2 separate regions of the Homo sapiens genome follow, and region 1 is linked to region 2. Evidence: chromatin contacts called from ENCODE Hi-C or POLR2A ChIA-PET data. All regions are on one chromosome and are shown on one strand. The core of a region is the stretch at or near the end of the contact, and the rest is flanking DNA. Distances in the headings are between cores, read along the strand shown.

What was found. Hi-C counts contacts between places; a loop is a spot of excess contacts on that map. ChIA-PET counts read pairs that join two places held with the same protein, here RNA polymerase II (POLR2A). Pooled maps may share reads with other maps.
Region 1: a loop to region 2 is called in a pooled map, with 2.1 times the contacts of the local background. The contact joins the promoter of PLLP here to the enhancer-like site in region 2. A Hi-C loop is called at or near these places in 1 of 50 pooled maps. POLR2A ChIA-PET finds 5 or more read pairs at or near these places in 3 of 52 experiments (Panc1, activated naive CD4-positive, alpha-beta T cell and naive thymus-derived CD8-positive, alpha-beta T cell).

What each region holds. Positions count from the first base shown.
Region 1 is chr16:57,283,214-57,289,225 of GRCh38, reverse strand. It overlaps PLLP (plasmolipin), which reads left to right and starts at 4,554. Exons shown (of 4, transcript NM_015993.3): 1 at 4,554-4,820. The coding sequence starts at 4,686. RefSeq lists silencers at 1,899-2,111, 4,361-4,770 and an enhancer at 4,815-5,476.
Region 2 is chr16:57,010,072-57,015,778 of GRCh38, reverse strand. All of the region lies in intron 1 of NLRC5 (NLR family CARD domain containing 5), which reads right to left. It also overlaps the pseudogene CFAP69P1. Among named protein-coding and RNA genes, the nearest start is that of NLRC5, 23 kb to the right of the region's middle. RefSeq lists enhancers at 741-790, 921-1,080, 1,121-1,170, 3,959-4,008. Within about 2 kb of position 1,663, at least 16 of the 41 ENCODE cell types and tissues checked have a DNase peak (open chromatin) inside an H3K27ac peak, as active enhancers do.

The DNA of each region.
Region 1 (6,012 bases), core at 3,305-5,804, 270 kb before region 2:
GCTGAGATCACGCCACTGCACTCCAGCCTGGGCGACAAAGCGAGACTCCGTCTCAAAAAAAAAAAACACTCCAAGCCTTAAAATAAAATGTTAGCCCTTCTCCATCATTGTGGTAGGCTGTATAATTGCCACTAAAAGATGTATCAGTGGCTCATGCACTTTGGGAGGTCAAGGCAGGAGGATTGCTTGAGCTCAAGTTCGAGACCAGCCTGGGCATCATGGTGAAACCCAGTCTTTACAAAAAATTGGTGAGTCATGGTGGCTCAAGGACCTGTGGTCCCAGCTACTCAGGAGGCTGAGGCAGGAGGATTGCTTGAAACCTGGAGGCGGAGGTTGTAGTGAGCCAGGATGGCACCACTGCACTCCAGCCTGGGCAACAGAGTGAGACCCTGTCTCAAACAAACAAACAGAACAGATCCTAATTCTTGGAACCTGTCCATTTTACCTTATAAAGTAAAAAGGTCTTTACAGATTAAGTGACTAAATTAAGATTCTTTTTCTTTTTTTTTCCTTTTGAAACAGGGTCTTGCTCTGTCACCCAGGCTGGAGTGCAGAGGCAAAAACATGGTTCACTGTAACCTCAACCTCCTGGGGCTTAAGCAATCCTCCCACCTCAGCCTCCTAAGTAGCTGGAACCACAGGTGTGCACCGCCACGCCCGGCCAATTTTTTTTTTTTTTTTAGAGACAGGGGTATTTGCTGTGTTGCCCAGGCTGGTCTCAAACTCCTGAGCCAAACCCATCCTCCTGCCTTGGCCTCCCAAAGTGCTAGGTTTACAGGCATGAGCCACTGCGCCCAGCCTCAAATTAAGATTCTTTATTTGAGGAAAACTATTCTGGAGTATCTGGGTGGCCCTAACACAATCACAAGTGTCCTTATAAGAGAGGCAGAGAGAGATGTTATACATACAGAAAAGGAGGAGGCCATGTGACGTAGGAGGCAGAGACAGGGTTGATGCAGTCATAAGTTGAGGAATGCCAGCAGGCCCCACCAGGGTTGGAAGAACAAGGATGGGATTCTCCTCTAGACTCTGCAAAGGGAGCATGACCCTCAGGACACCTGATTTTGGCTCTTCCCAAATTTTGGAAGATTTTGGCTCAGTGAAACTGATTTCAGACTTCTGGCCTCCAGGACTACAGGAGAGTAAATTTCTGGGTTTTCTTTTCTTTTTTTTTTTTTGAGACCGTGTTTCACTCTTGTTGCCCAAGCTAGAGTGCAATGGCTCAATCTCAGCTAACTGCAACCTCCGCCTCCCGGGTTCAAGTGATTCTCCTGCCTCAGCCTCCTGAGTAGCTGGGATTACAGGCGTGTACTACCACGCCCAGCTATTTTTTTGTATTTTTAGTAGAAACAGGGTTTCGCCATGTTGGCCAGGCTGATCTGGAACTCCTGACCTCAGGTGATCCACCTGCCAAAGTGCTGGGATTACAGCCGTGAGCCACCGTGCCTGGCCAAATTTCTGTTGTTTTAAGTCACCAAGTTAGAGCAGCCACAGGGCACTAATACAGTCCTCTAAATAGCCTGTGTGATCCGGCCCTGGCCCGTGTTGCCAATCTCACCCTTACTCACTTGGCTCTAGCCCTACCAAGGACCTTTTTCTGTTCTCAAAACTGGTCCAGCCTCAGGGCTCCTGCACTTATTAAATTCTTCCCCCAGAATTCCCAAGGCTAGCCCCTACTCATGATTTGGGTCTCTGCATAAATGTCACCTCTTCCCACAGGTCTTCCTTGACCACCTTAACCCAGAAATCACCTGTGGGTGACTCTGTGTCACATTCCCCCATTTTACTTTAGTCACAGCGTTTGTCACTATCTGAAAGTATTATTCCTCCCGGGTTTATTACTTCTCATCCCCACCAGACAGTGGGATCCAACGACTGAAATCCTATCATTTGTGGCAACACAGATGAACCTGGAGGACATCATGTGAGTGAAATAAGCCAGGCATAGAAAGACAAACACCACGTGGTCTCTCTCATATGTGGAATGAAATAAAGAAGTTGATCTCGGCCAGGTGCAGTGGCTCACGCCTGTAATCCCAGCACTTTGGGAGGCCAAGACAGGTGGATCACCTGATTTCAGGAGTTTGATACCAGCCTGGCCAACATGGTGAAACCTTGTCTCTACTAAAATTACAAAAAATTAGCTTAGCGTGCTGGCGGGCGCCTGTAATCCGAGCTACTCAGGCAAGAGAATTGCTTGAACCTGGGAGGCGGAGGTTGCAGTGAGCCGAGGTCGCGCCATTGCACTCCAGACTGGGCAACAAGAGCAAAACGCCATCTCAAATAAATAAATAAATAAATTGATCTCATAGTAGAGTAGAATAGTGGTTACAGGAGGCTGGGGTGTAGTGGGAGGATACAAAGAGGTTGGTTAACAGGTACAAAGTTACAGTTAGGGCTGGGCATGGTGGCTCACACCTGTAATTCCAGCACTTTGAAAGGCCAAGGCGGGTGGATCGCTTGAGGCCAGGAGTGCGAAACCAGTCTGGGCAACATGGAGAGACCCCATCTCTACAAAAAAATTTAAAAAAATTAGTCAGGGCTGGGCCCAGTGGCTGATGCCTGTAATCCCAGCCCTTTGGGAGGCCAAGGTGGGCGGATCACAAGACCAGCCTGGCCAACATGGTGAAACCCAGTCTCTATTACAGATACAAAAAATTAGCTGGGCATGGTGGCTCGAGCCTGTAATTCCAGCAAGACTCCATCTCAAAAAAAAAAAAAAATTAGTTGGGCATGGTGGCGTGCACCTGTAGTCCTAGCTACTAGGGAGGCTGAGGTGAGAAGATCACTTGAGCCTAGGGGTTGGAGGCTGCAGTAGGCTATGATCATGCCACTGCCCTCCAGCCTGGGTGACAGAGTGGGACCTCGCCTCAAAATAAATAAAAGTAAAAAGAAAAAAATACCAATATTGTACATTTCTTTTCTTTTTTTGTTTTTGTTTTTAGATGGAGTCTGGCTCTGTCACCCAGGCTGGAGTGCAGTGGCATGATTTCAGCTCACTGCAACCTCTGCCTCCCTGGGTTCGAGTGATTCTCCTGTCTCAGCCTCCTGTGTAGCTGGGACTACAGGCACCCACCATCATGCCTGGCTAATTTTTTTGTATTTTTGTAGAGACAGGGTTTTGCCATGTTGACCAGGCTGGTCTCAAACTCATGACCTCTGGTGATCTGCCTGCCTTGGCCTCCCAAAGTGCTGGGATTATAGGCGTGAGCCACAGCGCCTGGCCCTAATATTGTATATTTCAAAATATGGTAGCTAGAAGTGGGGATTTTGAATGTTCTCACCCCAAAGAAGCCATAAATGTATGAGGTGATGGATATGCTAAGTACCTTGATTTGATTTTTTTACACAACGTACACAGGTACCAAAACATCACATGGTACCCCATATTTAGGTACAATTATAGGTTGCCGAAAAAGTAATTGCGGTTTTTGCTATACTTTTATATGCAAAAACCGTATAACTTTTGCACCAACCTAATATTACATGTCAGTTAAAAACAATTTTTTAAGTGGCTCTCTTTTTAAGTGGGTATTTGGGAAAAAAAAAATGTGGGAGCCAAGAAGGCCTTGTCTACTTCGTTTCCTGCTGTATCCACAGGGCCTGGCATGTAGTAGGTGTTCAGCAAACATTGGTTGATGAATGCATGATGACCTATCTGTGCAAACCTCTAGGCTCAAGAGGTGTGTGTGTGTGTGTAAGTATTTTAGGGTGCATGTGTGGCAATGAAACTGTATATGACCTCCCATCTTCTGAGTGACCCCTCCTCCCTCACGCTGTCAGGAGCTTTCTGGGGAATATTTCATTTATTCCCTACAACGCTCTGTGAGGCAGGTTTCCTTCGTATCTATATGACAGACGAGGAAACTGAGGCTCCGCGATCATCTAAGTTATATAAAATATGTTCAGAAGTGAAAACAGCATTAATAGGCAGAAAAGGACCTCCCCCTTCTACCGCTTACCCACCGCTTACCCAGACCCTCCCCTTCCCCGCGCTGGGTCTCCCAGGATTCTTCTTTACTTTCTTTTCTATAAAATACAGACGGGGGGAGGGGGGGCGTCTCACTGTGTTACCCAGGCTGGTCTCGAACTCTTGGCCTGAAATTATCCTTTCACCTTAGCCTCCCAAAGTGCTGCGATCAGAGGCAGGAGCCACCGCATCCAGCCTTCTCCCGGGACTCTTCAAGAGTCGCTGCGCCGGGGCCTAGGCCGAGGGTGCACAGCGCGTAGAAAGCGCCTGGGAGAGCGGTGTCCCCCGCGAGCTACCACAAGTTTATCCCTAGGCGCGGAAGCTACCACGGCCTGGGCGAGAGCCGGGAAATTCCCAGCGGGCGGCTTGCCCCGGGGGAGGCCGGCGAAGCGGTCTAGGCTGGTGCTGGCGGAGCCGATTCACGGACCCGGGGTTGTTTACTGGTCCGGGGAGTGGACGCGGCTGCCCACGAACCGGTCGCGGCTGGGGCGGCGGCGGCGAGCAAAGGGTTAAGGGGGCGGCCCCGGCGGCGGGGGCGGAGCCGGGATCTCGGCCGCACCTGGCGCCCCAGGCTCCCAGCCCCGACGCCTCCTGCAGCGCCTGGAGCCACACAGGGATCCGGAGCCTGGGGGAAAAGCGGCGCGGGAGCCGGCACCCACCGCTGGAGGGGCGGCGACGGCGGCCGTAGCGACCTCGGGAGGCAAGCGGAGCCGCCATGGCCGAGTTCCCGTCGAAAGTTAGCACGCGGACCAGCAGTCCTGCGCAGGGCGCCGAAGCCTCGGTGTCGGCGCTGCGCCCGGACCTGGGCTTCGTGCGCTCCCGCCTCGGGGCGCTCATGCTGCTGCAGCTGGTGAGAGCACGCGCGGGCCCACGGGGTTGGCCGGGGGCTCCCGGTCCGGCCAGGATGGGTGAGGGACTCCGGCGCTGCGTTCATTTTTCGCGAACCTTGCGCTCCCCACCCGGGCTCACACTGTCACCGACGCGCTGCGCGTACCCCTAGGGCGCTTCCCGCACGGACGCCCCCAAGATCGCCCTGCATCCCTCTCACCACGACACTACCCCGTGGCCGTCGCTGCGAGCGTGAGCACCCTGCACCGTGTACAGAGTGCCCACTGCCCGTGCCCCATCGTGCCCCCTCCAAGGTGGTTACCAGCGGCCACAGAAGCCCCCACCGGAGCCACAGTCACTGCGCACAACCCGCCAACCCTTCCCAGCCCTCCCTTCCCTCCTCTCTCTTTTTCACCCCTCTTTCTGCCCGGACAGTGCCCCCAGCCCTCTAGGGAACCCAGTCTGAGGCAAAGTCCACTCTCTGACCACCTTCTGTCCCGCTCCCAGCGGCTCCGGGTGGCCGCACCCATGAACATTCCTCATCTAATCTAGAGGGCACATCCGACTCCCCAACACGCACACTCAGGCACTACCCTGTGGGCGCCCGCGCGGGAGCCGGGCTCTTCTAGCTTTCTCTGGGTGACCCGCCAGGTTTCAGCCGGTTTAGCCAGCCCCACGGGACCGAGATATCGCTGGAGGGAGGGGTTTGTGGGTAGCCAGGGGCAAGACTCCTACTCTCTCCCAGACCCCTGTACAGACCCCAACTGAGGCGGACCCATGGGAACATCCTCCACTCCCACACCAGCCACAGGCCCGGATGTTAGCTTCTTCCTCTGCCACCCTTTCGTGAGGGTCTGGAAGCTGGGTGGGTGCCCTGGGTGGGTGAGGGCCTGATACATTTTCAGAGGACTCAGGTGGAATTGGAGTTGGGCCAGGACCTGTATTTCTTAGCAATCCAGCGAGTGGACATTTCCCATTGTCTCCTATTGCTGGGTGCTAGCGCTGCTGCGAGGCCCAAGCTAGAGGGCAGGGTGGTTGCTTTGGTGCCAGACCCTGGGCTGAGGTCCAGTCTCCCTTCCCTGACCTCTCCAGGTGCGGGCCCACCTCTACCTGGGTCAGTGCTATCTCATTTCAGGATTTCTCAGATCTCTGTGGGCCCCCTCCCCAACCTCTGAATCTCCTGGCGGGTTTGTTTAAAATTTAGATTATTGGAC
Region 2 (5,707 bases), core at 414-2,913:
ATTTTGTATTTTTAGTAGAGAAGGGGTTTCTCCATGTTGGTCAGGCTGGTCTTGAACTCCCGACTTCAGGTGATCTGCCCGCCTCGGCCTCCCAAAGTGCTGGGATTATAGGCATGAGCCACTGTGCCCAGCCTCTTTCCTTTATTTATTTATTTATTTATTTATTTATTTATTTATTTATTTATTTTTTTAAGAGACAGGGTCTTTCTATGTTGCCCAGGCTGGATTCAAACTCCTAGGTTCATGTGATCCTTTTGCCTTAGCCTCCTGAGTAGCTGGGACTGCAGGCATGGGTCACCACAGCCAGCTAAATGATATTTTAAAAAACATTATCACACTGTAACAGGAGAAATAAAGAGAGGCTTTAGCAAATTGAGATAAAAACTTGCCGTGGACTGAATGTTTGTGTCCCACCTCCCCCACCAATTCACCTGGTGAAGCCTAAATACCCAGTGTGATGGTATTTGGAAGTGGGACCTTTGCGAAGTGATTAGGTCAAGAGGGTGGACCCCTTATGATGGGATTACTGCCCTCACAAGAAGAGGCTGGAGGCCGGGTGCGGTGGTTCACGCCTGTAATCCCAGCACTTTGGGAGGCCAAGGTAGGTAGATCACTTGAGGTCAGGAGTCTAAAACCAGTCTGGCCAACATGATGAAACCCCATCTCTAATAAAAACATAAAAATTAGTCAGGCATGGTGGCAGGCACCTGTAGTCCCAGCTACTCAGGAGGCTGAGGCAGGAGAATCACTTGAAGCCAGGAGGCAGAGGTTGCATTGAGCCAAGATCATGCCACCGCACTCCAGTCTGGGCAACAGAGCAAGACTCCATCTCAAACAAACAAAAAAAAAAAGGAAAAAGGAAGAGGCTGGAGAGCGCTTGCCCTTTCTTTTTGCTCTCTGCCCTGTGAGGACACAATGAGAAGGTGCCGTCTGCAAACCAGGAAGCGCATCCTCTCCAGACACCAGGCCTGCTGGCTCCCTGATTGGGGACTTCCCGGCTTTCAGAACGTGAGAAACAAGTTTCTGTTGTTTAAGCCACCCAGTCTACAGTGTTTCATTATAACAGCCCAAACTGACTAAGACATACTTGCCTTCGACCACAGAAAGTGAAAGAAAATAAAACCCACTCTAAGTTAACAGGCAGATAAAAAACAACAGCACTTTATGTACAACAGGATACTTTAACAGAACTTGGTAAAATTATATTAGCAGTCATTTAGAGAAAAGAGGCAGTATTTATATGCCTTAAATATTTCATAATAAAACCGCTGAAGTTACTTTTAAGTCTAATCTTAAGTTAGAATTAGATATAAAGAAACGAATAAAGGCAATTCTATCAAAAGGCTATTTGTTGGGAGGATCAGACAATAGCAAAAAAGCTTCCAAACATAATAAAATATATAACAAGGTGACCATCATTCAAACTTTAAGATTCTTGGATTAAAAATGGAAAAAAATTGGCCAAAGGGATGGAATAGAGTCCAAGTGAGCCTCACACTCATTTAAAATACACTATTTAATCCATGATATTGAAAGAAAAAAGGGGGGAAATAAGTGGTGTTAAAATACATAGCAATATGCTGTCTCTTTCCTGCCACCATGAAGAAGGTCTTTACTTCCCCTTTGCCTTCCATCATGATGATGTTTCCCAAGGCCTCCCTCGCCATGTGGAACTGGTGTTTTGAAGCCTGTGGACCTTAATGGTGTCATCAAACTTTTTGAAGAGACTGCTAAAGAAGGCTTAGAAGAAAAGCAACTTAAATCTGTCAAGAAACTGGTACAGTGTTATCAGAATGAACTTCCCTTAAGGGATTTAGTACAGACATTTGAAATTCTGAATCTGTGTGCAGTAAAAATTGAAAACCAGCCGCATTTTGTAGAATCTGCATATGATATCATAAAATAGTGTGGCTTGCCATTTTTGAAAAAGAAAGTATCGGATGAAATAACTTATGCTGGAGATACTGCTAGTTCAGTTGCGCTTCTGGGTGACTTAATGAAAATACCAAGTTCTGAATTGAGGATAAAAAATTGTAAACGTATTGTTGACTTTTATCAGGCACAACCACCAAAGGAGCATATTCCAGGTTACCAGCAAGTGAGTTCATCATACAAGATTCAAATGGCTGAAGTTGGAGGATTGGCAAAAACAATGGCCCAGTTAATGACCTTGCTTGAAAATCAACTTGTTGAGAAACTTTGGGTACTTAAAATTCTGCAGCATCTCTCGACTTCTGAAGTTAATTGTACTGTAATGATGAAAGCACAAGCAGCCAATGGAATCTGTGCTCACCTCAATGACTCAGATTTCTCTGGACAGCTTTTATTTCCTTCATCAGAAACACTTTGGAACTTATCAGAAAAAATCTTCAAAATAAGAAATTGTTCAACAGCTTAGTAACTTGGAATGTTTACTGACTTTGAAGGAAGTATTTTAAAATCTATGAGAGGTTTTAGTCATTATGACCGTCAGCTTAGAAATGACATATTAGTGATCACTACAGTTATAGCTCAAAATCCTGGAGTGCCAAAGATTGAATGTGGCTTTACCAAGGATTTGATACTGTTCGCAACCTTTAATGAAGTTAGAAGTCAATCCCTTTGGTAAAGGACTTAAATTTTCTAAATCCTATGAAGATTTTGAGTTGAATAAATTACTATTCACTATAATTGTGATCTTATGTAAAGATTTAAATACTATACAGGTAAAGAGTAATCAAGGCAAGAAAATTAACAAAAATTGTATCACTTTGTAGTATAAAAATATACATATGGCAATATGAGTGTTTTAAATTTAAAGAATTATTTTTAACTAAGCAATTAAATTAAAAATTTCTGCATGGAAATGAAAAACACAGCCACATAGCATTTCACACCCACATAGAATGGCTGTAATGAAAAAGACACATGTTGATGAGGATGTAAAGAAACAGGACACCGTATATATTGCCGGTGGGAATGTAAAATGGTCCAGCCACTCTGAAAAACAGTTTGGCAGTTTTGGCAGTTCCTTAGAACAGCAGTCCCCAGACTTTTTGGCCTAGGGACTGATTTCATGAGAGATCATTTTTTCCCCGGACGGGGGTTGGGGTTGGGGGATGGATTCGGGATGATTCAAGCTCATTACATTTATCATTAGATTCTCATCAGAAACTCGCAACCTAGATCCCTCACATGCGCATTTCACAACTGGGTTTGTGCTCCTATGAGAATCTAATGGCACCGCTGATCCGACAGGAGGCAGAGCTCAGGCAGTAATACTCGCCCGATGGCCGCTCACCACCTGCTGTGCGGCCCAGTTCCTAACAGGCCATGAACCGACACTGATCTGTAGCCTGGGGGTTGGGGACCCCTGCCTTAGAATGTAAAACAATAGAATTACCATCTAATCCAGCAATTCCACGCCTAGGTCTATTCCAAGAGAAATGAAAATATACATCTACACAAAAACTTGTATATGAATGTTTGTACCAGCATTATCCATAACAGTCAAAAAGTGAAATCAACCCAAATACCCAAAAGCTCATGAATGGAGAAACAAACTGTGACATATCTATACAATGGAATATTATTCAACATAAAAAGGAACCAAGTTTATGCCATGTGAAAAAAGATCACTAAAGATCACGTATTGTATGATTCTATTTATGTAAAACATCCAGAAAAGGCAAATCTATTGAAACAGCAAGTAGATTACTGGTTGCCTGGGCCTGGGAGCAGAAATAGGAATGATTCTAAATGGGTTTGAGGAATATTATGGCAGTAATGAAAATGTCCCAAAACCAGATTGTGGTGATGGTCACATAACTCAGTAAATTTACCAGAAATCACTGAATCCTACACCTAAAATGGATAGATTTTACGGTATGTAAATTACACCTCAATGAAGTTGTTAAAAATAATGCAGTAGAAATTAACATATTATAATAATGTATTCTTTATTGCCTTTTTTTTCTGTATAGTAAAAATGGCAACAAACAAAACGAAAGCAACAAACTGGGAAGTGTTTGTACCATCTATGATGGTAGTCTAATTTTCTTTTCTTTTTTTTTTTTTTTGACACAGGGTCTTGCTCTGTCACCCAGGCTGGAGTGCAGTGGTGCAATCATAGCTCATGCAGCCTCCTACTCCTGAGTTCAAGTGATTCCCCTGCCTCACCCTCCTGAGTAGGTGAGACAACAGGCACACTCCACCATGCCAGGCTAATTTTAATTTTTTTGTAGAGACATAGTTTCCCTGTGTTGCCCAGGCTGGTCTTGAACTACTGGACTCAAGTGATTCTCCCCTCATCAGCCTCCGTAAGTGCTGGGATTACAGGCGTGAGCCTCTGCACCTGAGTCTAAATTCAATTTTTTTTTTTTTTTTTGAGACGGAGTCTCCCTCTGTCGCCTAGACTTGAGTGTAGTGGCACGATCTCAGCTCACTGCAACCTCTGCCTCCTGGGTCCAAGCGATTCTCCTGTCTCAACCTCCTGAGAAGCTGGGATTATAGGCACCCACCACCATGCCCAGCTAATTTTTGTATTTTTAGTAGAGACGGGGTTTCACCATATTGGTCAGGTTGGTCTCGAACTCCTGACCTCAGGTGATCCACCTGCCTCGGCCTCCCAAAGTGTTGGGGTTACAGGCGTGAGCCACTGCACATGGCCCATAAATTCAAATTTTAAAAAGCTGTGGCATGTGTATATTTTAAATGTGTGTGTATTTGCATACATAGAGACCAACTCTGGGAAGCTACACAGGAAACTGATGACAGGCTTGTGTCTGAGGAGGGGTCTGGGCCTGCTGGGACAGGAGAGCCTTTCCCACTGTGGACCCTTTTTAGGACCCTTTGAACCATTCAAACTTTTTAATGTGCACATTTTGATTTTTTTTTAAAAAAAGCCACAAGAACATTTACATTAAAAACTAGAATAGACATTTCCCCAATGTGTAAGGAAGAGAAATACAAGATGATGAGTAAATAAGAAATTATCAGTGATAGCTCACAAAAAAATGAAACTTCCCTAAATGACGTGAAATAAAAGAGAAATAGGAAGGCAATAGGTGGGGAAAAATATTTGCACTAAGTATGATGGATGGAGGATGAATATTACAATTAAAAAGCAGCCAGGTGCAGTGGCTCACGCCTGTAATCCCAACACTTTGGGAGGCCGAGGTGGGAGGATAGCTTGAGCTCAGGAGTTGGAGACCAGCTTGGGCTACATTGTGCAACTCAGTCTCTACAAAAAATAAAAGATTAGCTGGGCGTGGTGGTGTGTGCCTGTAGTCCCAGCTAATCGGGAGGCTGTGGCAGAGGATTGCTTGAGCCCAGGAGTTTGAGGCTGCAGTGAGCTATGATCTCGCCACCCCACTCCAGCCTGGGCAACAGAGTGAGACCGCATGTCAAAAAACAAAAAAATTAAAAAGTTATTCATATCTACTGAGAAAATATTTCATTTTACTTTTGAGTTTAACATTTATGCATGTGTGATAAGGACACTACATTTCTACTGGAAAAGCAGTTGACAAAGTTGAACAGACAATATAGCGAATATTTGCTACTTGCCAAGTGAGTACCTTTCAGCATTATTTAATTCTCCCAACTCCACCTGGATGCCTCATGTGCGTTTCAAAATTTCCAAGTCCGAAACTGAGCTCCTGATCTCTCCTCCTAAACTGCTCCCCAGACCACCTTCCCCACTTCAGTTAGGGGCAGCTTCATGCTT